Linked DNA regions of Homo sapiens: region 1 is linked to region 2. A link is a loop called in an ENCODE intact Hi-C map of the cell type or tissue named here. Cell type or tissue: CD14-positive monocyte. All regions are shown on one strand. Each heading gives the region's core, and the rest is flanking DNA. Links, peaks and the distances in the headings are about the cores only.

What was found. A loop is a pair of places that touch in the nucleus more often than their neighbours do. Peaks named below come from ENCODE experiments on the same cell type or tissue, not always from the same donor. Only the 100,000 strongest peaks of a DNase experiment are listed, where the experiment ranks them.
Region 1: it touches region 2 in a loop (1.8-fold over the local background); 3 of 110 quality-filtered maps call a loop at or near these places.

Annotation. Positions count from the first base shown.
Region 1 is chr19:54,313,341-54,324,655 of GRCh38, reverse strand. It overlaps the pseudogene VN1R104P. Among named protein-coding and RNA genes, the nearest start is that of LILRA5, 5.8 kb to the right of the region's middle. In CD14-positive monocyte, for the core only: no CTCF peak of the experiment used is centred there; DNase peaks (open chromatin) are centred at 5,495, 7,395 and 7,705; H3K4me3 peaks cover 3,620 bases; H3K27ac peaks cover 3,900 bases.
Region 2 is chr19:54,261,885-54,273,199 of GRCh38, reverse strand. It overlaps the pseudogene RNU6-1307P and the pseudogene LOC100420187. Among named protein-coding and RNA genes, the nearest start is that of LILRB5, 10 kb to the right of the region's middle. RefSeq lists a silencer at 6,791-7,085. In CD14-positive monocyte, for the core only: CTCF peaks have their summits at 6,744 and 6,943 (motif pointing right); DNase peaks (open chromatin) are centred at 4,039 and 6,949; H3K4me3 peaks cover 1,274 bases; H3K27ac peaks cover 1,588 bases.

The sequences.
Region 1 (11,315 bases), core at 2,288-10,287, 51 kb before region 2:
ATTCCTGAAAGGGGAAGAGAGAATAAGCAACTTGGAAAATATATTTGAGGATATAGTCCATGAATATTTTCCTAAACTCGCTAGAGAGTTTGACACACAAATCCAAGAAACATAGAGACGCCCAGCCAGATAACGGTCTAGATTTGAGGGTATGGTGAAAAAGATGCTTAGAAAATGTCAGAAGTGAGACACAATGGCTCATTTGCTTGTGTCTTGCATTCTCCACCTTGCAATTCTGTACTGATGGCTGTACTATCAGCAGGATCCACTCGTTATTATATTCACTATCAACCTTCAGCCTAAGGGTTTTGGCAGCCATTGATGTTTATTGCTTGTATACTCAACGCACAGGTTATCCAAGCTTTGCAGGGTTAACTATTATTATGCAAAAACTCTACAGCTATTCTTAGGCAAAAACATTACTATAGCTATTACTATACTTATTATTATGTAGAAACATTCTACAGAAAAGAATGTTTCCTGTGTAACACTTCAGATAAACAAAAGAGATCTTGCTTCTTGCCTTCATTTCCACGTTTTTGATGTGGAGATTTTGTTCTTTTCCCATTCCTCATATTTGAGGGGTTTTTTGTTTTTTAATTTTGTTTTTAACAGTAGTAAACTGATAGGCTTTGAACATATTCATTAGTTTTAATACACTACCTATATTATTTGATTCTATAAATATTCCACATTTTGCCATTGGGAACTTTTCATGATAGACTTTATGTTCAGGTAACATGAATCTGATGGTATGTGGTGATGTCTTTGCTTTCTTGCATGATAAGAAGTTCTGACTTCATCTCCTGTATTTTCTCTCCGAATGTGGAGTCAGCTATTTCTCTAGGATGAAATTTAGAATTTTTGACCATACATATTTTAAGAATTAAACATTTTTGAGGGTGTATTCACTTATGTTTTACTATATATAGTCAAAATTATATAATAATATTAACTATATGTCACTACATAATATATAATTTGATTTAAAAGTATACATTTATTATATAATATGATAAATAATATATGCATTATAAAATATATGGTCAAGTAATTTTGCTTACATTCTAGTACAAATAATTCTTCCTTGTTTAGTAATGCCCTAATTTGATAGGAACTCAATTCTATTTCCTTTTTTAAGGTATTATCTTTAGATTTATAAGTTATATTTAAAAATATTTTATAGTATAGACATTCAGGAATATGTTTATATATGTATATATATATATTTTTAAACGGAGTCTTGCTCGTCGCCCAGGCTAGAATGCTGTGGGTGGCAAGCCACCCAGGTGCCGAGGCAAGAGACAGAGGACACGAGCTGTTCCAGTATAATAAAATATAAAACAAGAATAGTTATACCAGATATAGATCTTAGTTATGATTATATATGAATATCATTAATCATTTGTTTGTAGCAGTTACCCTTTATCCCAATATTATAATAATCCTCCCTCTGTAATCATAACCTAGGAAAAGCCAGGCCATACAGAGATAGGAGCTGAGGGGACACAGTGAGAAGTGACCAGAAGACAAGAGTGCGAGCCCTCTGTCATGCCCGGACAGGGCCACCAGAGGGCTCCTTGGTCTAGCGGTGACGCCAGCGTCTGGGAAGACGTCCGTTGCCAAGCGGACCGTGGTCTAGCGGTAGCGTAAGTGGCAAGGAACAACACCCGCTACTTAGCAGACTGGGGAAGGGAGTCTCCCTTTCCCCGGGGGAGTTTAGAGAAGACTCTGCTCCTCCACCTCTTGTGGAGGGCCTGACATCAGTCAGGCTCGCCCGCAGTTATCCGGAGGCCTAACCGTCTCCCTGTGATGCTGTGCTTCGGTGGTCACGCTCCTAGTCCGCCTTCATGTTCCATCCTGTACACCTGGCTCTGCCTTCTAGATAGCAGTAGTAAATTAGTGAAAGTACTAATAGTCCCTGATATGCAGAAATAATGGCGTAAGCTGTCTTTCTCTCTGTCTCCTCTCCCTCTCTGCCTCGGCTGCCAGGCAGGGAAGGGCCCCCTGTCCAGTGGACACGTGACCCACGTGACCTTACCTATCATTGGAGGTGACTCACACTCTTTACCCTGCCCCTTCTGCCTTGTATCCAATAAATAACAGCGCAGCCCAACATTCGGGGCCACTACCGGTCTCCGCGCATTGGTGGTAGTGGTCCCCCGGGCGCAGCTGCCTTTTCTTTTATCTCTTTGTCTTGTGTCTTTATTTCTACACTCTATCGTCACCACACACAGGGAGAGACCCACCGACCCTGTGGGGCTGGTCCCTACAAATGCAGTGGCACAGTCTCAGCTCACTGCAATCTCCACCTCCCAGGTTCAAGCAATTCTCCTGTCAGAGCCTCCCGAGTAGCTGGGATGACAGGAGTGTGCCACCATGCCCAGCTAATCTTTTTATTTTCAGTAGAGGTGGGGTTTCACCATGTTGGCCAGGCTGGTCTTGAACTCCTGATCTTGCGATTCGCCCACCTCAGCCTCCCAAAGGTATGTTTATATTTCTATACCAAAACAAGAAACAAGACACAATGATGTCAGTCTAGCTTTATTCTGTCTCCTCTGCACTGTTTTCTCTCTCTCTCTCAACTACCCACTTTTAAAGGTATTGATTAATCTTTCATTTTAAAAAATAGATTACAAAATACACACACAATGACATAACACTATACCATTTTTCTCTGGTTCTGAGTAAAATAAAGTTAACTGTTGATAACGTCCTGAATCTTTCTTTTTCTTTTCTCCCTGCCACCCCAACTACACAACTACACGTCTTGGAAGGTCAGCCTTCAAGATAACTCATTCATCTCACCCACAGCTGCCCAGGACTCCACTGTGGGGAGGCCCAGGAATTTATTGAGTCTTTCTTTGATTGAAATTAAGTGGGTTCAAGTCATTGTAGTTTTACAAATCATAATTTTGGAATAAATAGCTTTGTAATTGTACAAGTTTGTTCTTAATGTTTGTATTCACCTGGAATAATGAGTTTCGTGAGAAAAAGGCATTTTCTGGGTGTCAGGCCTCTGAGCCCAAGCTAAGCCATCATATCCCCTGTGACCTGCACATACACATCCAGATGGCTGGTTCCTGCCTTAACTGATGACATTCCACCACAAAAGAAGTGAAAATGGCTTGTTCCTGCCTTAACTGATGACATTATCTTGTGAAATTCCTTCTCCTGGCTCATCCTGGCTCAAAAGCTCCTCTACGGAGCACCTTGTGACCCCCACACCTGCCCACCAGAGAACAACCCCTCTTTTTCCTTTACCTACCCAAATCCTATAAAATGGCCCCACCCCTATCTCCCTTCGATGACTCTCTTTTTGGACTCAGCCCACCTGCACCCAGGTGATTAAAAGCTTTACTGCTCACACAAAGCCTGTTTAGTGGTCTCTTCACACGGAAGCGCATGAAACCGGGTACAGTGAAAACACTCAATTGTATTTTTCAGTCTACAGATTCCTCTGATGAAAATAGAATCAAACTCCAACATCTCCTCTAAATGGAGATGGTTTCTGTTAACTTAAATTGGAGTATTACCTTTCTCATTCAGACCGCTGCTGGAATCCTTGGAAATTCTCTACTCCTTTACTTTTATAGCTTTACTTTTGTCCCCACACAAATAGTGAGACCCAGAGACCTGATTCTCAGCCAGCTGGTCTTAGCCAACAACCCGGTTCTTTTCTCTAAAGGGATCCCTCAGACAGTGGCGGCTTTTGGATTGAAACCTTTCCTGGATGAGGCTGGATGTAAACTTGTCTTCTACCTACACAGAGTGGCCAGAGGGGTTTCCCTCAGCACCACCTGCCTCTTCAGTGGCTTCCAGGCCATGAAGCTTCACCCCAGTATCTCTGGGAAGATGGAACTCTGAATTAGATCCCCAAAGTTTATAGTTTTCTGCTGTTTCCTCTGTTGGATCTTGAATCTTGTTGTAAATATTTATACTGCAAAGTAAATAACTGACCCAATAAAGAGCAAAAACATGAGTATGGAAAAAATGTATAGATACTGCTCCTCACCCTATCCAGGAAGATCGCTGTATGTAATAGTTGCAGTCATTTACTGCTGCACAGATGGTATATGTGTCTCCCGTATATGTGTCTCCCTCATGATCTGCACCAGCAGCTCCATGGTCCTCGTCCTGCATAGATACAAGCAGAGAGTCCAACATGTTCGCAGCCGCAACCTCTCCCGCAGAACATCTCATGAAACCACAACCACACACACCATCCTCATCCTGGTGAGCATGTTTGTCTCCTCTCATGCTCTAGCTGATATTTTGTCATTGTGCGTAACCCAGATTCAGAATCCAAGCCAATGGCTGAGAAGTACCTCTTTCCTGGCGTCTGCAGGATTCCCGACATTCAGCCCCTTTGTGTTCATTGTCAGTGACGCCCGAGTGTCACGGTTCTACTTTGTGTGCTAGATAAGGAAGAGAAATGCCCCAGGTATGGTCTCTGGGCTATAAATTGCCTCCAGACCATTGCATCCTCTATTTAATCACTTCCTCCACCCCGGTGTTTGAAGGCTCACACATCAGGCCTGTGAAGGTACACCCACACGCTGCCCTGGCCATTCAGAATCCCCAAACCTCCCACTCTGGGGTATGCAAGTGCACAGCAAAGACTCCACTTGGGAGCAATTATGCAACAGCTTGTATTCAAGTAATCTCACATGAAATAACATTAAAATGAAATTAAGTATAATAAAACCCAACATCTGGACAGAGTTTATTTTTGGAAGAAGTTTAATCAAAGGCAGCCATAAGCATGTAAATAAATTCCAACTCATTTACTCATTGTAAATTATTTTTATTTGTAACATTTATTTGTAAAAATTATTTGTAAACTCATTGTAAATTAAAATATTAAATTTACAATGGACATGCAAAAAAAGACTTGTAAATAAATGCATTATGTAGTAATACTAATTTCTTTATTGGGTCTCAAAGGAAACTTTTAACTTAAGACACTTTTATTTTACCAACAAATAACAATATTTCTCTCAGAATTATTCTTTGTAACACCACAACGGCTGTAACCCATCCAACTTCACTCAAAGAAAGTGAAGTAAGTGCTCTAAAGAAAAAAATATCCTGGCCGGGCACGGTGGCTCACACCTGTAATCCCAGCACTTTGGGAGGCCAAAGCAGGTGGATCACCTGAGGTGAGGAATTCGAGACCAGCCTGACCAACAGGGTGAAATCCTGTCTCTACTAAAAATACAAAAATTAACTGGGCGTGGTGGCTCATGCCTGTCATCCAGCTACTTGGGAGACTGAGACAGGAGAATCACTTGAACATGGGTAGCAGAGGTTGCAGTGAGCTGAGGTCAGGCTGTTGCACTCCAGCCTGGGTGACAGAGCGAGACTCCATCTCAAAGTAAAAGAAAAGAAAAAGATGAGAGAAGCTCATACCTTCAGAACTGAAACATAGGGAAAGAGGAAGCAGAAATTAAAGCAAATCGAAATTTCATTGCGTCATACGGTCAGGAAGGCAACGAAACAAAAGTTTGCAGAAGGGCTAAAAGTCACTGTCAGGAACTGCATTAACGTCATTACATTTAGGGTTTTTTGTGGGTTTTCTTTTTAGATTTTAGCAAAAAATTCATGAAGCAACTCTAAAATACTTATACTTCAATATGGTAAATTAAATTTATATTAGGACTTCAAATATAATCTTTTCCTCTCTGTTCTGAGTGTCATGCTTGTGACATTGATAGAAGGTGGACTCTAGGCAATAAAAGAAAAAATTCAATTTTTTACTGATAAATTCAGGTACAATAACCGCCTGTTATTTTATTGTGGACCATTTTTTCTCTTTTTTTTTTTTTTGAGACGAAGCTTCTCTCTGTCGCCTAGGCTGGAATGCAGTGGCACCATCTCGGCTCACTGCAACCTTCACCTCCTGGGTTCAAGTGATTCTCCTGCCTCAGACTCCCCAGTAGCTGGGATTACAGGTGCCCACCATCATGCCCGGCTAATTTTTAATTTTTAATAGAGATGGGGTTTCACCATGTTGGCCAGGCTTGTCTCGAACTCCTGACCGCAGGTGATCTGTCCGCCTTGGCCTCACAAAGTGCTAGGATTACAGGCGTGAGTCACCGCACCTGGCCCATTTTCTCTTCATGATAATTCATGAGTAGCTGGGATTACAGGCACCCACCACCATGCCCAGCTAAGTTTTTGTATTTTCAGTAGAGACGGTGTTTCACCATGTTGGCCAGGCTGGTCTCAAACTCCTGACCTCAGGTGATCCACCCGCTTCGGCCTCCCAAAGTTCTGAGATTACAGGCGTGAGCCACCTCACACGGCTTTATTGTTGTTGTTGTTTTTAATGTTACTCTATTTTTTTAGATTCAGGCGCTACACGCGCAGGTTCCTTACATGGATGCATTGCGTTCTGGTGGGGTTTAGGTGTCTAGTGCTCGCATTACCCATACGGCTCACCAGATATTACGGGGGAGGCAGAGGGGACACTCCCCCATCCCCAAAAGCCTAAATAACATCAAAAATCTTCCACATGGGGCCCAGGTGAAGGTCTCTGCAGGATCCCCCAGCTTGGGTGGGCTCAGCTGTCACCCAGGGGTCCGGTGCGGGGACTGGTAACCCATGGGCCTGTCGGTTGGAGCGGGGGTCTCACCTGCTTGCCCATCGCTGAGCTCCACCACTATCCAAGGAAAGATGAAGGCGCCAAAAGCAAAGCCTTTGGTTAGTGTGACAGCTCTGCAGTATTAGCAGCTGTTTACTGTTACAGCCTGTGTGACCGCTCTTGGAGCCCTGATCACAGACTGCCCCGCCCCGCTGTCTCTCCGACTGTCTCAGCAACCTCTCGCTGTCTAGCCCAGTGCCACCTCTCCGTGTCTTTCACCCATTGCCACCCCTCCGCTGATCACTGTCACCATCTCTGCTGTCTAGCCATCTCGCCTCTCTCCTAATTGTCCCTGCCTCTGCGGAAAGTCTCTCTGCCTCTCACTCGCTGTCTCCGTCATCCCTTCCTGGTAACTAGATGATGCGGGGAAGGGGAGCTCCCAAATCGGGGCATAGCCCAGAAGAGTTCTTGGCTTTGCCTAAGAAAGAATTTAGGCCGGTCGCGGTGGTCCACACCTGTCATCCCAGCACCTTGGAAGGCTGAGGCGGGCAGATCATTTGAGGTCAGGAGTCTGAGACCAACCTGGCCAACACGGTGAAACCCCGTCTCTACTAAAGACTACAAAAATTAGCAGGGTGTGGTGGCTGGTGCCTGTAATTCCAGCTACTTCGGAACCGAGGCAGGAGAATCGCTTGAACTCCGGAGGCAGAGATTGCAGCGAGCCGAGATGGCGCCATTGCACTTCAACCTGGGTGACAGAGTAAAACTCTATCTCAAAAACAAAAAAAAAAGGAATTTAAGGGTGAGCTGGTGTTACACAACCCCTTAAGGGTTACGGCAACCTCTAGTCAAGTGGCCGAGCACAGCAGCAGCAGAGGTACTGCTCCTAGGGTGGCAGGGCTGCCCCACAGGCGGTGTGCCCAGAATAGCAGCTCAGAAACACACCTGCAGCCACTCTTGTACCTGCTTTTAATTATATGCAAATTAAAGGTCAGGTATGCAGAAATTCCTAGAAAAAGGGCGGTAACTTCCGGTCAGTGGGTCTTTGCCGTGGAAAAGGGCGGTACCTTCCGGGGGTTGCCATGGCAACGGTAAACCGGGATGCCACACTGGTGGGCGTGTCTTAAGAAGAGCTGCTTCCACCCTCTGCCCTGTTTTAGCTAGTTCTCAATCTGGTGTGGTGTCTGAGTCCCCGCCTCCAAAGTCCCACATCCTACCTCAGAACTTCTGAGAAAGCCTTTTCCCCTTCCGCCCTGGCCTTTCCCATCCGAATAAGAAGGAGCTGCCTGGAAGTGACCCCCAAAGCCCTTTCATTTCTGACCTTCTGGGGCATCTGGGTTGCGGCTCATCCTAGACCTGCTGCCGTCCCCCAGCCCTCCCTTGGCCTGGTCAGCTCCTACCAATAACTGTGTGTTGCAAGGGTTAGAAAGCCAGGAGAGGCAGCTGCAGGTACATGTAATTGTAATTGTATCCATCAATGTTGGGGTCTGAGATTCGTGAGATGAAGCCACAGTATTAGGAGAAAGCAAAGATTTGTAAAAACCCCACTGTTTAGAATCTCCCCTCTCTCACACATCACACACTGTTTCAGATTTTCTACTAAAAGCAACACCCAGCACAGCTGTGCATGACTCCCAGGCCCCTACCCTGTCCTGCAGGATATGTGATGAGCAGAGGAAGGAGAGCAGGCTGGATCAGGAGGATTTGGGGTCCAGCCAGACTCAGACATGGGGAAGACGCTGGGGCTGATGGAGGAGGAAGAGAGGCAAGCAAGTTGGAGAGAGGACAGATGGACGCTCCCTTGGGAGCTCTTATTTCTCATTTCCAAGAGCCCCTGAGGATGAAGCCCCTCACCCACACATGCGGGGTCCCTGGGTCCTCTTATGACAGGACAGGAGGCTGCTCGGGCCTCGGTGGGATCTGACTGGGATGAGGCTGGGGTCCGCCCCAGACCTGCTCCTTTAGAGAGAAGCACCCCACTTGTGGGTGCACCTCACACCGCCCCTCCTGTGCTCACCTGAAGGCCTCTGTGCTCAGGGAACCCCTGAGAGTAAGGAGGGGCCACGCACCTGCTCCCTGGATGAGTTAGGGAGTTATTCACAGCGCGGCTTGTGTGTCATTCATTTCTACCCTGCCTTTTCTGTGCACACTTGTCTATTGTTACTCTCTGTTCTTCTGAAACATTTAAAGCAATACATGAATATATAAACTTATCATTTTAATTTGGGACATGATTTCATTTATATATTTGCTTTAGAAAATAGTTTCTTATTTATGTTAAGTTTTCCTATCCTAAACTTTTAAAATTGAGGTTTATTGATGAACTTAAGAAGTGTCTTGAAATTTTATTTATAAGAATTTTATATATTTATTTCAATTTAAACAATTATTCAATCACTTGAATAATCTGTAAATGAGGTCTTTGATTCCTTATAAATAAAAGCTAGGTATACATGATACAGTAATTGGTTTGAGTTCATTTACTTTATTTTATACCAACTTACTACAGAATTTCTTAATTCCAATTATTTTCAATTGATCCCCTCTAATTTACTAATAAAATGTACATAACTCACACAAAAGTTGAAATTTCACTTTATTTCTAAATTGCATTCCAATTGCTGTCTCCCAGGCTGGAGTGCAGTGGCGTGATCTCGGCTCACTGCAAGCTCCACCTCCCGGGTTCACGCCATTCTCCTGCCTCAGCCTCCCGAGTAGCTGGGACTACAGGTGCCCGCCACCACGCCTGGCTAATTTTTTGTGTTTTCAGTAGAGACAGGGTTTCACCATGTTAGCCAGGATGGTCTCGATCTCCTGACCTTGTGATCCACCCGCCTCAGCCTCCCAAAGTGCTGGAATTACAGGCGTGAGCCACCGCGCCGGGCGGATTATTCTCTAGTTCTTTTAGTTGTGATGTTAGGTTGTTAATTTGAGATCACCCATCACCACACCTGGCTAATTCTTTTGTATTTTTAGCAGAGACGGGGTTTCACCATGTTGGCCAAGCTGGTCTTGAACTCCTGACCTCGTAATCCACCTGCCTCAGCCTCCCAAAGTGCTGGGATTAGAGGCGTGAGCCACTGCAACTGGCCTATATGTCTATTTTTATACCAGTGTCATGCTCTTTTGGTTACTATAGCCTTGTAAACTTTGAGTCAGTTAATGTGATGTCTCTAGCTTTGCTCTTTTTGCTTAGGATTGCTATGGCTGTTTGGGCTCTTTTTTTGGCTCAATATAACTTTTAAGGTTTCTTTTTCTAAGTCTGTGAAAAATGAAGGTATTTTTGTAAGGACTGCATTAAATCTGTAGATTGCTTTGGGCAATGTGGTCATTTTAATCATAGTAATTATTCTGATTTATGAGAATGGGATGTTTTTCCATCTGTTTGTGTCTTCTACAATTTCTTTCATCACTGGTTTGAAGTTTTCCTTGTAGAAATCTTTCACCTCCTTGGTTAAATATATTCCCAGGTGTTTTATTTTTGTGCACCCACTGTCCATGGGATTGCCTCCTTGACTTGGTTCTCAGCTTCGTCATTATTGGAGTACAGAAATGCTACTGATTTCTGTACTTTGATTCTATATCCTGAAACTTTACTGCATTTCTTTATCAAATCTAAGAGTGTTTTGGCTGAGTCTTTAGGGTTTTTGAGGTATAAGATAATATCATCAGCGAACAGAAATAATTTCACTTTTTTTTTTTCCAATTTAGATGTGTTTTATTTCTTTGTCTTGCCTGATTGCTCTGGCAAGGACCTCCAGTACTACGTTGAAGAGTGGTGACAGTGCACATCTTTGTCATGCTCCAGTTCTTAGGGGGAATGCTTTCTATTTTTCCCTGTTTGCGATATTGGCTGGGATTTCGTCACCTATCGCCTTTAGTATTTTGAGGTATGTCCCTCTGTACCTTGTTTGTTGGGAATTTTTATCATGAAGGGATGCAGGATTTTATCAAATGCTTTTTCTGCACCTCTGTGACATAATCATAGAGACTGAAACCAGAATCCTCTCATGTCCCAACCCCTCATGTCTTAATCTAGTCTAGACATTAACCGTGATTGAGCCTCTCCCATGACCCAAGCACGGCTGACCCCCACATCCGCTGTGATGAGTGAGGTTCATGACAACAGGCTCCACACAGGGAAACTGAGGCTCAGAGATGAGACAGTACTGCCCAAGATCACACAAGCCGTAGATAATAATCGGGAATTACATAGAAATCAACTCCCCACCAGCCGGGCGCAGTGGCTCACGCCTGTAATCCCAGCACTTTGGGAGGCCGAGGTAGGCGGATCATGAGGTCAGGAGATCGAGACCATCCTGGCTAACATGGTGAAACCCTGTCTCTAATAAAAATACAAAAAAATTAGCCGGGCGTGGTGGCGGACGCCTGTAGTCCCAGCTACTCGGGAGGCTGAGGCAGGAGAATGGTATGAACCCGGGAGGTGGAGCTTGCAGTGAGCCGAGATAGCGCCATTGCACTCCAGCCTGGGCGACAGAGCGAGACTCGGTCTCAAAAAAAAAAAAAAGGAAAGAAAGAAAGAAAGAAAGAAATCAACTCCCCACTCAGCAAACCAGAGCCCAAACCTAAGTAATGTACCCACAAAAATTAAAAAATAAATAGATACATAAGAATGAAAATTTTAAAACAAAGCCTAAGTAATTACTCCGAAAATGTTGAACATGGATTGAGGTATAGAGGGAAGCCCAAAGAAACAGAAGGCACAGTG
Region 2 (11,315 bases), core at 2,253-10,252:
GATTTCTTTCTGCAGCATTTTGTTGTTCTTCTTGTAGAGATCTTTCACCTCCTCAGTTAGGTATATTCTTAGATATTTTTAATTTTTTGCAACTGATGTACAAGGGATTGAGTTTTGCAGCAACCTGGATGAGCTGGAGGCCATTATTCATGACACCACATCCAGCTAATTTTTGTATTTCTTGTAGAGATGAGGTTTTGCCATGTTGCCCAGGCTGGTCTTGAACTCCTGGGCCCAAGTGACCCGCCCGCCTTGACCTCCCAAAGTGCTGGGACTGCAGGCATGAGCCACGGTGCCTGGCCCATCATAGCACTTTTGATCATTAGGATAATTCCTTCTCCTTGTCATTTTTGGACACATGCTTCCCACATGCCTCATCTTCCAGAGAGGGTTTCCACCAGGGCTGTGCTGGGAGTTAAGGCTGGAAAAGGGGAGATGGTTCCACCTGCCAGTGCCACATGAGTCTACTCAGGGCTGTAACCAGCAGGGAGGGTCCAGTGTGAGCCTCAGACTCGCATGTGGGACAGACGCCCATGTGTGACAACGCTGCAGTGAATCTGTTTCACACACATGGAGGAGGCGGCTCAGGGCTGACCATGGACCTGAGTCAATGAGCAGAGATATCCCAGTGCCATCCACAAACACAGGGGAGAAGGAGCCACAACTTCCCACTTTCATCCAAAACCCCGACCCCTCCCTGTCTGTGAGGGCCCTGGGGTTCTCCTCTGTCTCATACAGAGGCAGAAACCTCCCCCTTAGTGACCCCCAGCTTTGCAAGTCACCAGCAGCCCCTCGGCGCTGGCATCTTCTGCTTCTTAAGGTTTCCTGCCTATGACAGGAAGTCTCATTTCTCATTTTCTTCATTGGACCATGGCTACATATTTCAGACACATTATAAGTAGGTTTTCCCAGTGTTAGGAGCAGATGTGGGCTGTTGAGCACATAAGTCACTCACCGTGACTGTGCAGTCCAACACCAGGATCCACTCATGTTTCAACCCCCAAGACTTAACCCGGTCTGGAAATGTACCATGACTGAGGCCCTCCCATGACCCAGGCACCACTGGCCCCCAAAACCACTCAGGAGGGGGGTTCATGACAACAGGCTCCAAATGAGGAAACCGAGGCTCAGAGATGGGACTTACTGCCCAAGGTCATGCACGCAGGGATGAAGGTGAGCAATTCAGAAAAAATTAACTCCCTATCCCACCCCCAAATCAGAGCTCAAGACAAGTACTTGTTCCCAAAACCTTGAAGGCAGACTGAGATGCAGGGGAATGCCCAAGGAAGCGGGGCTGGGGGTGGGAGGGACGCCAAGGAGGCAGGAATGACTCAGAGGTTACTTTTAAGGGAGGGGGACCTGAACACTATTAAAAAAAATAGGAAGAAAAAAAAGAAGGGAAGTCTAAGAAGGAAACTGGAAGAAATAAAACCCATACTCCAAAGACAAAAGAAGAGTCAGCATTTCTTTATTTCTCCTTTTTTCTTCTCATTGCCAATTGCAGCTCAACTTGAATTTCACAGCCCGATGTGAGATGCGTCTCTGCTGATCTGAGCCTGTCCTGCAGCATGGACCTGCAACTTTCCTGAAGCATCTCCAGGGCTGGATGCCATGGTAAGGATCCCGCAATGCTGTGTTGATGGACAGGCTGAAGGAGGGAAGAGGACCCCACAGGGAGGCTCTGAGAAGAAGAACAAGCCCCCACTCACCCTCACTTGGACAGGACAGACTCAGAAAGGTGCTGGGTCTATCGGCTCCTACGTCCTGACCCTTGATGAGATGAGGACAGATGAGGCAAATCGCAGAAAAGGGTCAGGGAGATACCATTTCTGTATGAAGTATCTGAAGACAGCCTGGTGCCTGCCCCAGTCCCAGCCTTGGGGAAATGAAAGTCAAGCTCCCGGAGAGGGCAGTTCCCCTTCTTTTGGGGCTGATGACGGGACAACCTCGTGATGGAGAACCCAGGTTCCCAGTAGATTTACTCCATCCAGGAACGGTGGCCTCATCCATCTGCACAGCTGGGGGCTGTGGAGGAGACGCCATGACTCCCTCCCACAAACCTCTGATCTGTCTTGATAAAATTGAAAGAGGGAGAGGGGAGACTGTAGCCTGGAAGGAATCCCACCTCACAACTTGGTCCTGATTGAATAGAAGACCCCAGAGGTTCACAGAGATCCCAAGGTGGGGAGGATCTGCCCAGGGTTCAGGAGGCGAATCTCTCTCAGGAAGCTCCGTGACCCCCTCTCTAGTGTCACTCCTGTGCCTCAGTGGGATTTGGAGAGGATGCCTTAGATTAGAGGGTATTGTTCAGTGGGATTTGGAGAGGATGCCTTAGATTAGAGGGTATTGTGTCTTTCAGCAACAAAACCGTACAAAAAAACACCTGGACATTTCACATCAGTGGATAAAGCATATCTTGTGCCAAATCAGGACCAAACTGCGGTGAAATTTCGGGTTCACACTACAGTTAATCGCCTTTGAGGAAAGCATTCCAGGTTGGTGCCTATCTCTGCGATAAACGTCTCCCTTCCTGGCTACAGGTAATGGATTAAAGCGACACTGGCCGAACAGACACTGTCTTCACCCGATGATTATACTGAAAAATGGCCATAAAATTGTTCCCTCCAAATCCAATTCCCTTTGTGACAACTCTCAAAAGAAGATATACGAACGGTCCACAAACATATGAAAAACATGTATGTGTATGTGTGTATATACACACACACAGCACGGAATACTACTCAGCCACAAAAAGGGACAAAATAATGGCATTCGCAGCAACCTAGATGCAGTTGGAGACCATTATTCCAAGTGAAGTAATTCAGAAATGGAAAACCAAACATCATATGGTCTCATAAGTGGGAGCTAAACTATGAGGATGCAAAGGCATAAGAAGGATATAATGGAATCTGGGGACTCACAGGGAACAATGGGAGGGGGATGAGCGATAAAAGACTACACATTGGGTGCAGTGTACACTGCTCGGGTGATGAATGCACCAAAATCTCAAAAATCACCACTAAAGAGCTTATCCACGTAACCAAACACCACCTGTTCCCCAAAAGCTATTGAATTTTTTTTAAAAAAATAATAAATTAAAATAAATGTACTACATTAAAAACAACAACAAAATGGCAAAAATCCAATTGCACATAGCAAAATGTTTTCGTGGTCTCTGCACGCTAGAGCATGTAATTGGTCTTTGTTCCTTTCTACTGTTGAAGAATATTCCATTCTATGCCTATATCACATTTGGTTTATGCATTCACCAATTGATGGACATTTGGGTTGTTTTCACTATTTAGCTATCATGAATAATGACAAAAAAAGGACATATATTTGTTTGGGTTTTTTTATTTTTAAAAGGTTACAATTATTTATTTATTTATTTATTTACTGAGACAAAGTTTCACTCTGTCGCCCAGGCTAGAGTGGAGTTGTGAGATCTTGGCTCACTGCAACCAGTTCAAGCAAATTTTTGTGCCTCAGCCTTCTGAGTAGCTGGGATTACAGTTGTGCACCACCACAGGAGGCTATTTTTTTTAATTTTAGTAGAGACAGGGTTTCGCCGTGTAGGCCAGGCTGGTCTCGAACTCCTAGACTCAAGCCTTCCACTCGCCTCAGCCTCCCAAAGTGCTGGGATTAGAGGCGTGAGCCATCACACCATGCCAAAAGGTTATAATCATTTAAATTCGGGTTGCAACTGTATGCTTACAATTCTCTACATTTAGATTTAAAAACATTTTATTGATGGTCAATCTGGAACATAATTAATGCATCTTAATTAAGTTTCCACTGATGTATATAGAAGGCTAAAGGCTGAAGTTTTATTCACCTCTAGTAGAGTAACCAACCATAAAATCATTAGTTACTTTCAACTTCATAACTAATTGACATTTCCCAAATGAGCTGTCTTTAATCCTGATAGTTCTTTAGTTTTAAAAATATATTTGCCATGGGATGCTGATTTGCAATGGGTGTCATAATGAGAATAACCAAAATTGGGTAAACGTGACAAAATATTGACAAAATGTTTCACACCCTTAAATTACACAACGTCAATAATGAGGAGAAAGCATTGCAAAAGGAGACTACTGCAATGCTACTTATATTCTTGCAATAAAACCAGCAAAGCATCCACATCAAGAGAGTTCTCATCTCACTTCCAACTTTTTCCCCTGAAGAACAATTTGAATCTCTTTGGCACCTAAAGTCTCATAGGTCAATAAAGCTTCTGCTAGATTCTTATGCTCCTCTGCATGACTTTTCAAGATAAGTTTTGCTCATTTTTTTTAAGGTTTGCATCATTCTTCTTTATTTTTGACTTGATTTTCCATTCAACATCACCAACAAGTTTTTAGCGAAATGTAATAATTATATAATTAAACATCTTTCATGGATCACCCTATCCATCTCTACTATATAAATTTAAGATGCTAAATGTTTTAAAAATACTTCTTGATTATGGTTATTAATTGTTCACAAGTCCACTGGTAAATATTACTTATTCCTAGACTGAAACAGAGCTAAACGTCAATACTATATCTAGTTTTCATTTGTATAGATACAGGACTGAGAAAATTTGTTCATCTAAATAAATACTATGGATGGGGTAGGAAGGTGTTTTGTTATAACCATGTCATACAATTATTTGAATTTTGAATAAGTTTTGCTCATTTATATGAGTCCCTTAGAATGGTTCTTATTTCATGTTCAATAGCAGATTGAGTTTCTGGACTTAGTTTCCCTGTGTCACTGTAGGTCATAACTCCAAGCTTTTCGCTAATTCCAAATTTGATAACCATCTGCTTTGCCATTTTAGTGGCATTAGCAAAATCACTGGAAGCACCTGTTGTAATATGGTCAATTCCAAATATAAGCTCCTCTGCCACTCTTGCTCCCATACTAATGTCCATTTGTGCAAGCAGCTGGGCTCTGGTTTCATTCCATCTGTCATCACCAGGTAATGGGGACACAGGTCCAAATGTTGGCCCCTGTGGCATGATTGTAGCTTTGTTGATAGACATTTCATCTTTTGTGTAATATGCAATAATGGCATGACCAGATTCATGATAAGTTGTGATGGATTTGTTTTTGTTATCAATTTCTGTACTTCTTCTGTCAGGCCACATTATAATTTTGTCTTTGGAAAACTTCAGTTCCTTCATGGTAACCACTTCTTTTCCATCAACAGCTACAAAAGGACGTGTATTTGGTGTGATTTTATGCACATGAAATATCCAGAATAGACAAAGCCATAGAAACTGAGAGTAGACTAGTGATTTCTTAAGGCTGAGGGAAGGGAAGAACTAGGACTGACTACTTGGGGGTTCTTTCTGAGGTGATGGAAATGCTGTGGGATGAGGTAGGGATGGTGATTGCACAGCATAGTGAAGACACTAAAATCCATTTATTTGTACACTAAAAAATGGTGCATTTCATATGGTGTGAGTTATGTCACATAACTCAGTAAGTAAATAAATAATTCATATCCCGGCTTCTGCCCAGGGTTTGGGGAGCTGGAAAGAGTTTCACTAGCTGGGTGCGGTGGCTCACACCTGTAATCCCAGCATTTTGGGAGGCTGAGGTGGGTGGATTGCCTGAGGTCAGGAGTTTGAGACGAGCCTGGAAAACATAGTGAAACCCTCTCTCTACTAAAAATACAAAAAAAAAGCTGGGCATGGTGGCACATGCCCGTAATCCCAGCTACTGGGGAGGCTGAGGCAGGAGAATCACTTGAACCCAGGAGGCAGAGGTTGTAGTGAGCCAAGAACACGCCATTGCACTCCAGCCTGGGCAACAAAAGCGAAACTCCATCCCTCCCCCTCCCTCCCCCACTCCAAAAAAAGAGCTTCTCTGCAATCCTAACCATGAGTAAAACTCAGATCAACTCCATAATGTAGATTTCACCTGAGACCATCAGAAATCCGAGCTCTGGGAGCAACTGAGTAACCTGAATTCCAAGGAGGAGTAGGATGCCATGACAGGCTCTACAAAGGCAGAACACATGAGGGTGGGAGACTGCCATACAAGCTGGGAAGGAGGAATCAGATGATATTGTCATGAATTCCTCAAGAGTTAGTGTTTGCTGGCCTCCAAGAGGCAAGGATCTCTGGGAACTTAAGACAGAGAAGCACTTCACACTCACCCATGAGCTCTTTTCCGTGGGTCTCAACTGGGCATTCACAACATAGATTGGAAGTAAGGTGGAGACCCAAAATTTGTGATCAGACATGATTACCTTCCACAGTGTGTGGCCTGAAATCTCACCCCCTGCCCAGATACTTCTCCCATGTGTAGAAAAAGACTGAAGTCATTGAGAGAGGTTCAGAAAAACCAGCCAATCTCAGGCCCCAGGTAAAAACCCATTGTGGATATAAGAAGGTAGATTTAAAAGTCCCTCTATCCCTAGGAGTACTGCAGAAAATTCCTGAAACCATAATCCCAGATATACAAATGTCAGGGAAGGGACAGGAAATTCCTGCCCAAGTCAACCAAAGCTACCAAGTACAATCCAGCTGCCAAGGGGAAGAAGGACACAAACACTGAGCAAGCTCCACCCTCAAGGCCCACTCATATAGAAATTGTCCAAGACTGAGGCTGGGTGAGGACAGGAGAAATTTATACTCCCTACCATGAGCCTATCCCTGAGAAGCAAGCAAGAGCAGTCCACAGCTGGGGGAGGCACCAGGTGGAGTACAGAATTGATGCAGTGGAATCCATCCAGCTGTGGGGTCAGCAGGCCCAATGCAAGCAGGAGGGGCCCGTGAATGGGATAGCCATGGAGCAAGAAAGGAGGACATGCATGAACCCAACACCAGTGACTCCCTCTCACCAAGGACCACGTAGCCACCACTGTAGCTGAAAGTCTCACCTGTGACCAGCAGAGAGGTCTGGATGTGATGCCTGGTAGTAACTTGATGCCATGGAACACATTCCACCCACGAGGGGGCAGCAAACCTTCCTTAGTCTGAAGGATGCTTGTGCTGAAAATGGGTTTGACGGAGCTCCTCGCAGGGGTCTGTGAGCACTCAGAATGTCTGACTTGTTTAAACGAAATAACCCATGACTTATTCTCAGAATGGGAATCCAGATGCCCACAAAATCCGTGGAGGGAATGAGAACATGGCCACGTGATATTCTGGGAATGACCTGAGATATGTACTATGCAGTGGTTTGGTTTTACTGGGACTGAAAGAACATTGAAATGGCCTCTTGAAATTGGATGTATTGAACAGTTTGTGAATGAGACTCTGCAGTTTGGGGGTTCTGTTACAGTAGCTGTAAATAAGCATACAGAAAGCTGTAGATGATATACATACAGATATAGCTATAAAGACAATAAATGGACCAGGTGCGGTGGCTCACGCCTGTAATCCCAGCATTTTGGGAGGCCAGGGCAGGTGGATCACCTGAGTTCAGGAGTTCGAGACCAGCCCGATCAACATGGTGAAACGCCATCTCTATTAAAAATACAAAAATTAGCCAGGCGTGGTGCTGCTCGCCTGTAATCCCAGCTACTTGGGAGGCTGAGGCAGGAGAATCGCCTGAACCCGGGAGGCGGAGGTTGCAGTGAGCCAAGATTGCACCATTGCACTCCAGCCTGGGCAACAAGGGCAAAACTCCGTCAAAAAAATAAAAAATAATAAAAAATAAATAAAACAATAAATCATGGTATGTCTTTTGACAGGTAGAATGCATGGGCTTGGGAGTAAAGTGAGAGTTTAATGAACAGCATCTATCACTAACTTTACAGATGACACACTTGGGAGATGTGCACATCCTGTGACTGCACTTTTAGGTGACCCTGGGTTAGAAGATCTGCCTGGTAAGAAACCACTACCAGGGAACAACACAAAAATTACTCTGTACCTAAAATGATGATGTAGCTGGTTTTCCTTGGGTTTCCTCATTACAGTACATCAGCAGGTAAGGAGAAAGATATCATACTGGCCTGGGTAATTTTCTTTAACGATGAGGAGGAGGATTTGGTGAAGAGAGGGTGGTTGGGCAGCTTAGATAATTCACTGTGGCAGTGATGAATTCTCCATAGCTGGAGGTAACCATGACTGGGGTTGGGGTTTGCACTGTGTCTCCAAAAAGGTATGTTGACATCCTAACCTCCCGTAGCTGTGAATATGAACTTATTTGGAAATAGGATCTTTGCAGGTATAATTAGTTAAGATGTGGTCATGCTGGCTTCGGGCAGGATCTAAATCCAATATTGCTCACATCTTTATAAGACATGAAGAAGACACACAGAGAAGAATAGGATGCCATGTGAAGATGGAGGCAGAGATTAGAATGAGAAGTCTGTAAACCAAGGAATGCCAAGAAATGCCAGCAAGGACCAAAGTCTAAGAAAAAGGCACAAAAGTGGCCGGGCGTGGTGGCTCATGCCTGTAATCCCAGCACTTTGGGAGGCCGAGGCGGGCAGATCATGAGGTCAGGAGATCGAGACCATCCTGGCTAACATGGTGAAACCCCGTCTCTACTAAAAATACAAAAAAATTATCCGGGTGTGGTGGCGGGCACCTGTAGTCCCAGCTACTGGGGAGGCTGAGGCAGGAGAATGGCATGAACCCGGGAGGCGGAGCTTGCAGTGAGCCGAGATCGCGCTACTGCAGTCCAGCCTGGGAGACAGAGCGAGATTCCATCTAAAAAAAAAAAAAAGAAAGAAAGAAAGAAGGAAAAAGCACAGAAGTTTCTTCTTCAGAGCCTCTAGAAAGAAGAAATTATATGAACATTTTGATTTTTTATTTCTGGCCTGCAGAACTCTGAGAGAATAAGTTTATCTTCTTTTTATTCAATACTTTGTGATAATTTGTTATATCAGCCTCCAAGAAACTAACACAATGGGCAACTCCCACAAGAAAGCCTGAAACAGGCACAATAATCAGGTGCTCAGATGCCTCAAGGTTGAAATTTATGTTTATTTCATTGGGCCGATAGTTGAGACAAGTAGAGTTTCTCATGCGAACTCTGGCAGAAGGTAAGCAGAACCTAGAGAGGGTGATAGACAGCAAAGCTGGTAAATATAAAGGATGACCTCGGGGTCAATTACAACAGAGAACACTGTACTTCTCCCCATTCACACCCATATGCTTTGTTTGCCTCATTTGTAGATAAATGTGTCCAGTGTGTTGTTGCTTTGGCAGCACATATACCAAAATCGGAATGATACAGAGAAGATCAGCATGGCAGCTGCACAAGGATATTAACAAATTTCATGAAGCATTTTATATATATATATATTTTTTTAATGTGTCCAGCAAAGACCTGGAAGAAGTTATAGTGTGAAAAGACATGAACATGAAGTTCATGGGGCTATGAGCAGGGCAAAGTGTGGACTGCAACAGACAGGACAGACCCTGGTGATGCCCCATCGATGTTGCCTGGATCATGTCTTTTTTTTTTTTTTTTTTTTTTTTGAGACAGGCAGAGTTTTGCTCTTGTTGCCCAGGCTAGAGTCCAATTTTTGAGATGGAGTCTCACTCCGTCACCAGGCTGGAGTGCAGTGGCGCAATCTCGGCTCACTGCAACCTCCGTCTGCCGGGTTCAACTGATTCTCCTGCCTCAGCCTCCTGAGTAGCTGGGACTACAGGCGTGCACCACCACACTGGGCTAATTTTTGTATAATAGTGTGAGTTAATACTTAATAAACACTCGTATATATATATATATACACACACACATATATATATGGTGTATATACATATATATGTATGTGTATATATACACACATATATATACACACACATATATATACACACATGCATATATATACACACATATATGATTTTATATATATATATGTATACACACACACACACACCAGGCTAATTTTTGTATAATAGTGTGTTAATACTTAATAAACACCCATATAGATATGGTGTATATACATATATATGTATGGTATATATATGTAGGGTATATATATACACACATATACACACACATATATACACACAAACATATATGTACACACATATATATACACACACATATATATACACACATATATGTACACACACATATATTTTTTGATATGTGTACATATATATACACCAGATACGATTATATATATATACACACAAACATATATATACACACATATATATACACAGAAACATATATATACACACATATATACACACAAACATATATATACACACACATATATATACACACACATATATACACACACATATATACATACACATATATACATACACATATATATACACACAAACATATATACACACACATATATATACACACATATATACACACACATATATACATACACATATATATACACACATATATACATATATATTTTTTGATATGTGTATATATACACACATATATATACCCCAGATATGATTTTATATATATACACACATATATATACACACATATATATAAACAAACATATATATACACACACATATATATACACACAAACATATATACACACACATATATACACACACATATACACACACATATATATACACACAAACATATATGCACACACATATATACACACACATATACACACACATATACACACACATATATACACACACATATATACACACACATATACATATATATTTTTGACATGTGTATATATACACACATATATATACACCAGATACGATTTTACACACACACACACACACATATATACGCCATTAGTTGTGTCCCTCTAGAGAACCCTAATACACAGCGTGTCACACTAGCGCAGGCACAGGCCATCACTCTTGTGAACACCCAAGGCACCGTTTCCACTTCAGCTCGGTCCCTGAGGGTCAGGATGCATCTGCCACTGGGAAAGGTGGATCGAGTGGCTCTAGGCAGCTTGGCACGACAGGGTAGTGTAGAGCAACAGCTCAGCCTGGGGATGGCAGGCCACCAGGCAAGGCTGGCTCAGCAGTGACAATCCCTCAGCAGTGAAAGGATGCTGCGGCTACGTGTCCCCCAGAGATCCAGAAGTAGATCCCATTCCACAATGGCATAGTGCCAGAGCCGTGATGGCCGTGGACAGTGGGGCACAGTGTCAGTCTTTTCTCCTGGGTGAGTGCAGCTGTGTGGAATCTGGGTAGCTCCGTCAGCTGTGCTTAGTGTCTGTGAAAGGGAATCTCCAATGGTGAGATCTACAGGTGTCCAAAGTGTTGATGGAAGCTGCTAGGTCTTTTTCTCAGCTTTTTCCAGCAAGGAGAAGTCCCTCTTTATTCCAAGCTGATCCTGACTGAAGGATGGGGTGATAGAGGTGCAGTGCTACTTTCATTTATTACGTGGCCATCCTG